Linked DNA regions of Mus musculus: region 1 is linked to region 2. The links are chromatin loops, found by intact Hi-C in ENCODE. Cell type or tissue: heart. All regions are shown on one strand. Each heading gives the region's core, and the rest is flanking DNA. Links, peaks and the distances in the headings are about the cores only.

The links. Peaks named below come from ENCODE experiments on the same cell type or tissue, not always from the same donor. Only the 100,000 strongest peaks of a DNase experiment are listed, where the experiment ranks them.
Region 1: a loop joins it to region 2, with 9 times the contacts of the local background. A loop is called at or near these places in 18 of 42 quality-filtered maps.

Annotation. Positions count from the first base shown.
Region 1 is chr11:71,287,348-71,290,263 of GRCm38, forward strand. Gm23311 (a small nucleolar RNA gene) reads right to left here and starts at 1,211; the gene lies at 1,078-1,211. In heart, for the core only: no CTCF peak of the experiment used is centred there; no DNase peak of the experiment used is centred there.
Region 2 is chr11:71,229,326-71,232,241 of GRCm38, forward strand. It overlaps a transcript of Nlrp1b not described here. Among named protein-coding and RNA genes, the nearest start is that of Gm23266, 3.2 kb to the right of the region's middle. In heart, for the core only: no CTCF peak of the experiment used is centred there; a DNase peak (open chromatin) is centred at 1,566.

The DNA.
Region 1 (2,916 bases), core at 182-2,681, 58 kb after region 2:
CCAAGAGATGCAGCAGATGAGGGGCAAGACCAGCTCTCCTGCTCTCATGGCCCCAAGGCCAGCTCTCTTGCTGGTTATATGGGTAAGTGGAGGAGTGGAAATCTCTCCTTCCCGCAAGCTGATGCAAGGCAGAGAAGTTCAGAGCCACCTCATGTGCTCAGGGACAGCTGCCCTGTGCTCTCATCATGAGTGGCAGCTGTATCATGTTCCCCAGGGAAGGTGCTGGCCCTTCTCTCAAATGCTGGAGCAGGCCCATCACTACAGCTCCCATGAACACAGGGCCTGGTTTGCTGCCTGCTTCAGGAGGTGAAGGAATAGTTGGACAGGGGAGGGGAGTGTCTCTCCCTCATCCATGCCACCCTGGGGGAGACAGTGGCAGGGCCAACTTTTCTATACTCTCCTGAGTACTCCAGCTTGCTAGGGGCAGATTCAGCTCTCTGGCTGAAATGGACCCTGGGGCCTGTTCTCCCACAATGCCCAGGAGAAGGGTGGGGCCAGTTCTTCACAGCCTTCAAAAATTAATATGTTCCTGGACAGCAGCCCAGACCAGGGATTTCTGCCTGGCCTTTGATGGAAATTCATCCCTGTTGCTGAAGGACCATGGATCCAGATGTGGCCTCAGAAGCAACACAGGCCAGGACCCCACCATGGTCCCAGGTGGCATCACTGGCTACTCACATTGAGCTGTTCCTCACTATCCTCAGTCTTCATTTCCCCCTTTCCTCATTGTACCCACACTTTTCTACTTTTCTTTCTCTTCCATTTCTCTACTACTTACTTGCACCTCTTAGTGGCATGAGAGATTTGAGCATCTGGTGTGGTCTCTGGGGTGGTCTCAGGAGTGTGATGTCTATGCTTTAAGGCTCTGGACAGGGATCCTCTCAGGCATGGTCTGCTACCATGGCTCACCTGCATAGTGCAGCCTGGTGGCCATCTCAGGCTAGTTCCATGTCCAGGCCCTTGGTGGCTGTCTTGGTCTCACTCTTGCACCTGCCTGGGCTAGCTCCCCACCTGGGCCAGCTTCCCCTCTGTGAGTACACAGGTCTGTTGGTTGCCTTGGCCTTGCTTTGTTCTGATTGTGTCAGGCCACTAATCATTCAGAGAAGTCCATAGGTCAGAACACTGTGCCTGAACATAGACTCTGTCCTCTCTGCCACCTACTGATGCACACATGACACAGCAGCCATACATGCAACACCTCTAGGGGCAGGTATTGTGTTAATCTTTTCCTGGGACACCATGATTGATACAGAATGGCAATGCTCAGTGTGTGTGGTGCCTTTCCTGAGCAGGTGCTCCTGGGTCCTGTAAGAAAGCAGGCTGAGCAAGCCCTGGAGAGAAAGCCAGTGAGAAGCACTGCTCCATGGCCTCTGCTGCAGTGTGTTGCCCTTGGTTCCTGCCCTGTCTCCTCAGGACAGTAAGTTGTACACTAAAGTGAATGTGTTCCTCCCCAAGCAGCCTGTGTGCAGTCCTGGTGTTCATCTCAGCAACAGGAAGCAAATGAAGATATATTCCATGTTGAAACAAGTTTCCTTCCAAGTTGAATATTTCATCTCAGACAAAATTGCTATACACCAATGAGCGACTGGCTGACCCATCTTGTAAGAGACTTGAGAGGTTTGTTCTTTTGTTTTTTCTGTTCTTTATTTTACTTTATCAATATTTTCTTGTGCAATATATTTTAATCTTTCAGACCAACACAACTCCTAGAAAAAAGTAATGCAAAAATTATCTTTCCCTATATACACTTGGCAGCATTTATTTATTTATTGTATTATGAATAGCCACCTGGCTGTTCTGAGACACTGTGGTGGTTTGAGTAAGAATGGCCTCCATAAGCTCATACATTGAATGTTTGTCCCTAGTTGGTGCATCTGTTTAGAAAGGAATAGGAGCAGTCTCCTTGTTGGAGATGTGCATCATTGGGGGCAAGCTTTGAGAGTTTAAAAGACTGCACAGTCCCCAATATCTCTGTCTCTACCTTATGGTTGTGGGTCAGAATGTGAGCTCGCAGCTACAGTCCCAGCACCATGCTTGCCTGTCTGCTGCCATGCTCCTAGAGATGATGGTCATAGAATTGAACAACGAGCCCCAAATTACAGCCTTTGATTTCATATGGTCCCATTTGTCTGTTACCTCATTTCCCTGATGACTGGCGTTCTCTTCAGAAAGGCCTCCCCATGGTGCTCCATGAAATAGTCACCACCTTCCCTCAGGCAGTTTCAGGTTCAGGTCTGTGGTAATGTCTTTGGTGCATTTGGAGCTGAGTGCTCTGTAGGGTGAGAGGTCAGTCTTCCTCATGTCTGGTTAGTTCAGCACCATGTGGTAACAAGGTTTCTTTTGGTGATTGGATAGTTTTCTGGCCAATGAGTGCCAGTTTACTGCTTACTGCTTGTCACAAACTGAGGAACTGAAAATGTTATGAAAACAAACAGGAACTATAAAGCTAAACTTCATTAACAGAATACAAGAGATACAAGACTCTCAGGCATTGAAGATACCATAGTAGAAATGGATAAATTTGTCAAAGAAAATGTTAAATCCAAAAAAATCCTTGACACAAAACATCCAGGGAATATGGGACACCATGAAAACACCAAACTTAACAAACCAACCAACCAACAAACAATAAAACAGGGAAGACAAGAATACTAGCTCAGTCAAAGTCCCTGAAAATATTTTTCAATGAAATCATAAAAGAAAAATTTTCTAACCTGAAGAAGACTTATATAAAGATATAAGAAACATACAGAACACCAAATAAAGTCCCTTTGGCACATGCCTTAGTTAGGGTTTCATTATTGTGAAGAGACACCATGACCAAGGCAACTTTCATAAAGGCAAATATTTAATTGTGGCTAGCTTACAAATATAGAGATTCAGTCCATTATTATTATGGTAGGAAGCAAGGCATTA
Region 2 (2,916 bases), core at 310-2,809:
AACCGATGGATGAGGATAAGAAGAAATGGAGAGATCAAGGGAAAGGAGCTGAGTCAGAGGGAACCAAAAGCCCATCCTTAGGAAAACATTATTCACTAGATTTTTTTCTTTGGTCCTTCATTAAATCTTGGGTGCTGTTAACCCCTTGGGTTTGCTGGGTTTGTTGCTGCATAGTAGTATTGCTCATGAAGTAAGGCACTAGTCCCCACAGTAGCAGTATGCAGGAGATCTAGCACTCTTTAATTTGGAGAACCACACTAGGGAAGACTTGGCCCAGCCTAGGCAGAGAAATTGATGGAGAGGAGGAGTGGGAAGGTGGGAATCTAGAAAGTGAGAGTGGGGAAATGTAGAAGCAAGAAGTGGAAGGGATGCAGGTTAGAACATGATGGGAGGGAGGATTAGAGGATGCAAATCAAGGGATGAGGGTTTGGGGATGAAAAAGTGGGTGCTGGTGTAACAAGGTCAGGAGGGTGGGAGGACAGGAACACAGGGATGGGAGGATGCATGATGGACCATGCAGGACATGCATTATCCCATGTCCTTAATCCCTTCCTTTTCTGATGTCCCACTCTAAGGAGATCAATACTTCAGCCATTACTGTGGCCCAGGGTAAGGTGGGAAGATACAGGACAGAGGGGGAGTAAAGGCTCAGTCTAAGTTCAGGCTAGATGCTTTGAAGGAATCTTTAGAAGTCTGTCCCTGGGCACCACACAACTAACTATTTGATGGATGGCACATTACCCAGAGAAAGCCAAAGGGCCACAAGACTGTAGGGGACAGACTGACACAGAGGCCCTGATGAAAGGACAAAAGGAATATCAGTTCAGTGTCCTTGTCCAGGAGTGGACTTATCAAGGCCAGTCTGACATGAAATCCTGTGCCTCAGAGGAGTCAAGATTATAATATCTGGGGACCCACTCTTCCCCTTGGGCTGTGATTATCAATCTTACAGCAACTGTGTTGAGGTTTCCTGTGTTTTCCACACTAAATTTGTCTAACATAACTCTATGGGTAACTTGGCTTTCCCACACCAACCCCTGTAAATAGAACAGATAATATATATATATATAATATATATCTTTCCTGGTCCTCCCTCTGAATAACTCATCATTCAGGACACTAATTCCTGCAGATTCAGGGCAGACAGGAAGGTGCAGGGTAGGCTATGACAGGCACAATTACATGGACCAGTCAGGTGAATCCAGCAGTCTATCACCCATCAGAGCTGGCCTACAGACTCTCCAAGCAGAGGCTGGGTCCTGGTTTCAAGGACAAGGTTCCCATGTCTGCCACATACTCCTTAGTGAGGTGAGGCCAGACTTTATCTTCCCACAACTAAGTCATTTGTTGGAGTCTGGGTCCCAGTACTTACCCCACTCTTCCACTGGAGTGTGTGTCCTTGAAAAAGATTCTTCACAAGGAAACTGGTCTCCAAAAGTGAAAGAGACTCTGGCCCACTTTCAGTAAGTTGGGCATCAGAGAGCCTGCACAGATGCACTTCCTCTAAACACTGGGAGTGAAAGTTCAACATTACTCAGCTTGTTTCCTGTTAAGTCTCAGCAGATGTCTAGGCTGGAGGAGTCAGGGTGAGAGCTTCTTCTGGGTTTGCAGAAAGCCCTGCCTGCCTGACCACAGGACTCATGTCTGAGCTCAGTTCCCTCTTCCATTAGTGTGGGACCTGAAGTTTGCCAACAGGTCCCAGGTCAGCAGTAGCTTCTGGATTTCCCTCCAAGTTTGTGCTCTGGATATCTTTGTTTCCTCTCCTTCCCTGTCGTCTGCCCAGCCACAGGGTGTTCATTTCAGCAAATGCCTCTTATACAAGGAACCCTGTCTTTTTTTTTTTTTTTTTTTTACTATTGAAGTCTCCTAAATGTCACATTCAGGTGTTGATTCTCACCAACACTGTATTCTTTCTCTGTAGATGTGTGGTGCGTGTGCATGTTCATGTGCAAGTGGACTCACATGTGTGCACATGTGTGTGACCTGAAAGCTTAGGGGTATGGCTCTTCTAGCTAACCTGGAACATTTCCTGTTTAGTGTTTCTGAAATGTGAGACTACAAGCCTGTAACCATGCCAAGCAGGAATTTGAGAGGAGGCTGGGGATCAGAGCACATGTCCTCAAGCTTGCCTAGCAAGCACTTTATCCACCAAGCCATCTCCCCAGCCCTGACACCATCTTACAAACATCTGTTATCTGACTCCTCATTGTAGCCAAGGAACGTGCTGGTCCAGCTAGGCTCCTGGATCTCTCCCCAGCATCCTAACTCTCCCTGCTGGTACTTTTGTCTATTCTCAGTCTTGAAGCCAGAGTCACACATCTAACAGTGAATTAGTTTACATATCTTCACCATGTACATCTTCCAACCCTTCCTGTCTTGTTCTAAGTGACAAGCAGGTTCCTTCCTATTTTCAGAGGGCTCTCCATGACCTGCTCATTCCTGCCCTGCTCACATTCTGGTGATAAATCCTACTTCAAGCTTCTCACTTCCTCTGCCATGGGTTTGCTGCTCTACTTTCCTATTCCTTGAGCAGGAACGTGCTCACCTCAGGACCATTGCACTGGCTTCACTGTTATCTTTGAAGGACTTCCACATGCCAGAAGCTTGTTATCTGCTTTCTGCCACCCTTCCAGAGTTAGCCTCCTTTATTCTCCTGCTGACTCATGATATCACCAACATCACAAAATGGTTTCTTTCTATCATATTGCCCTGCAAGGAGAATGGGAGCTCTTGGCCCATAGCACTTGGCATGTTGTGATGATTTTTAAGGGCCTGTATGCCCAAGGTAGTGCCTGACCCACAATATCAGCACAAGATATGCTCACAGTCTCTGAGAGGCTGTTATTTTTAATATTAACCTTTATTTATCTATTGTGTGCTTGTGTGTGTATTGCACATATGCATGTGTGTACTTGT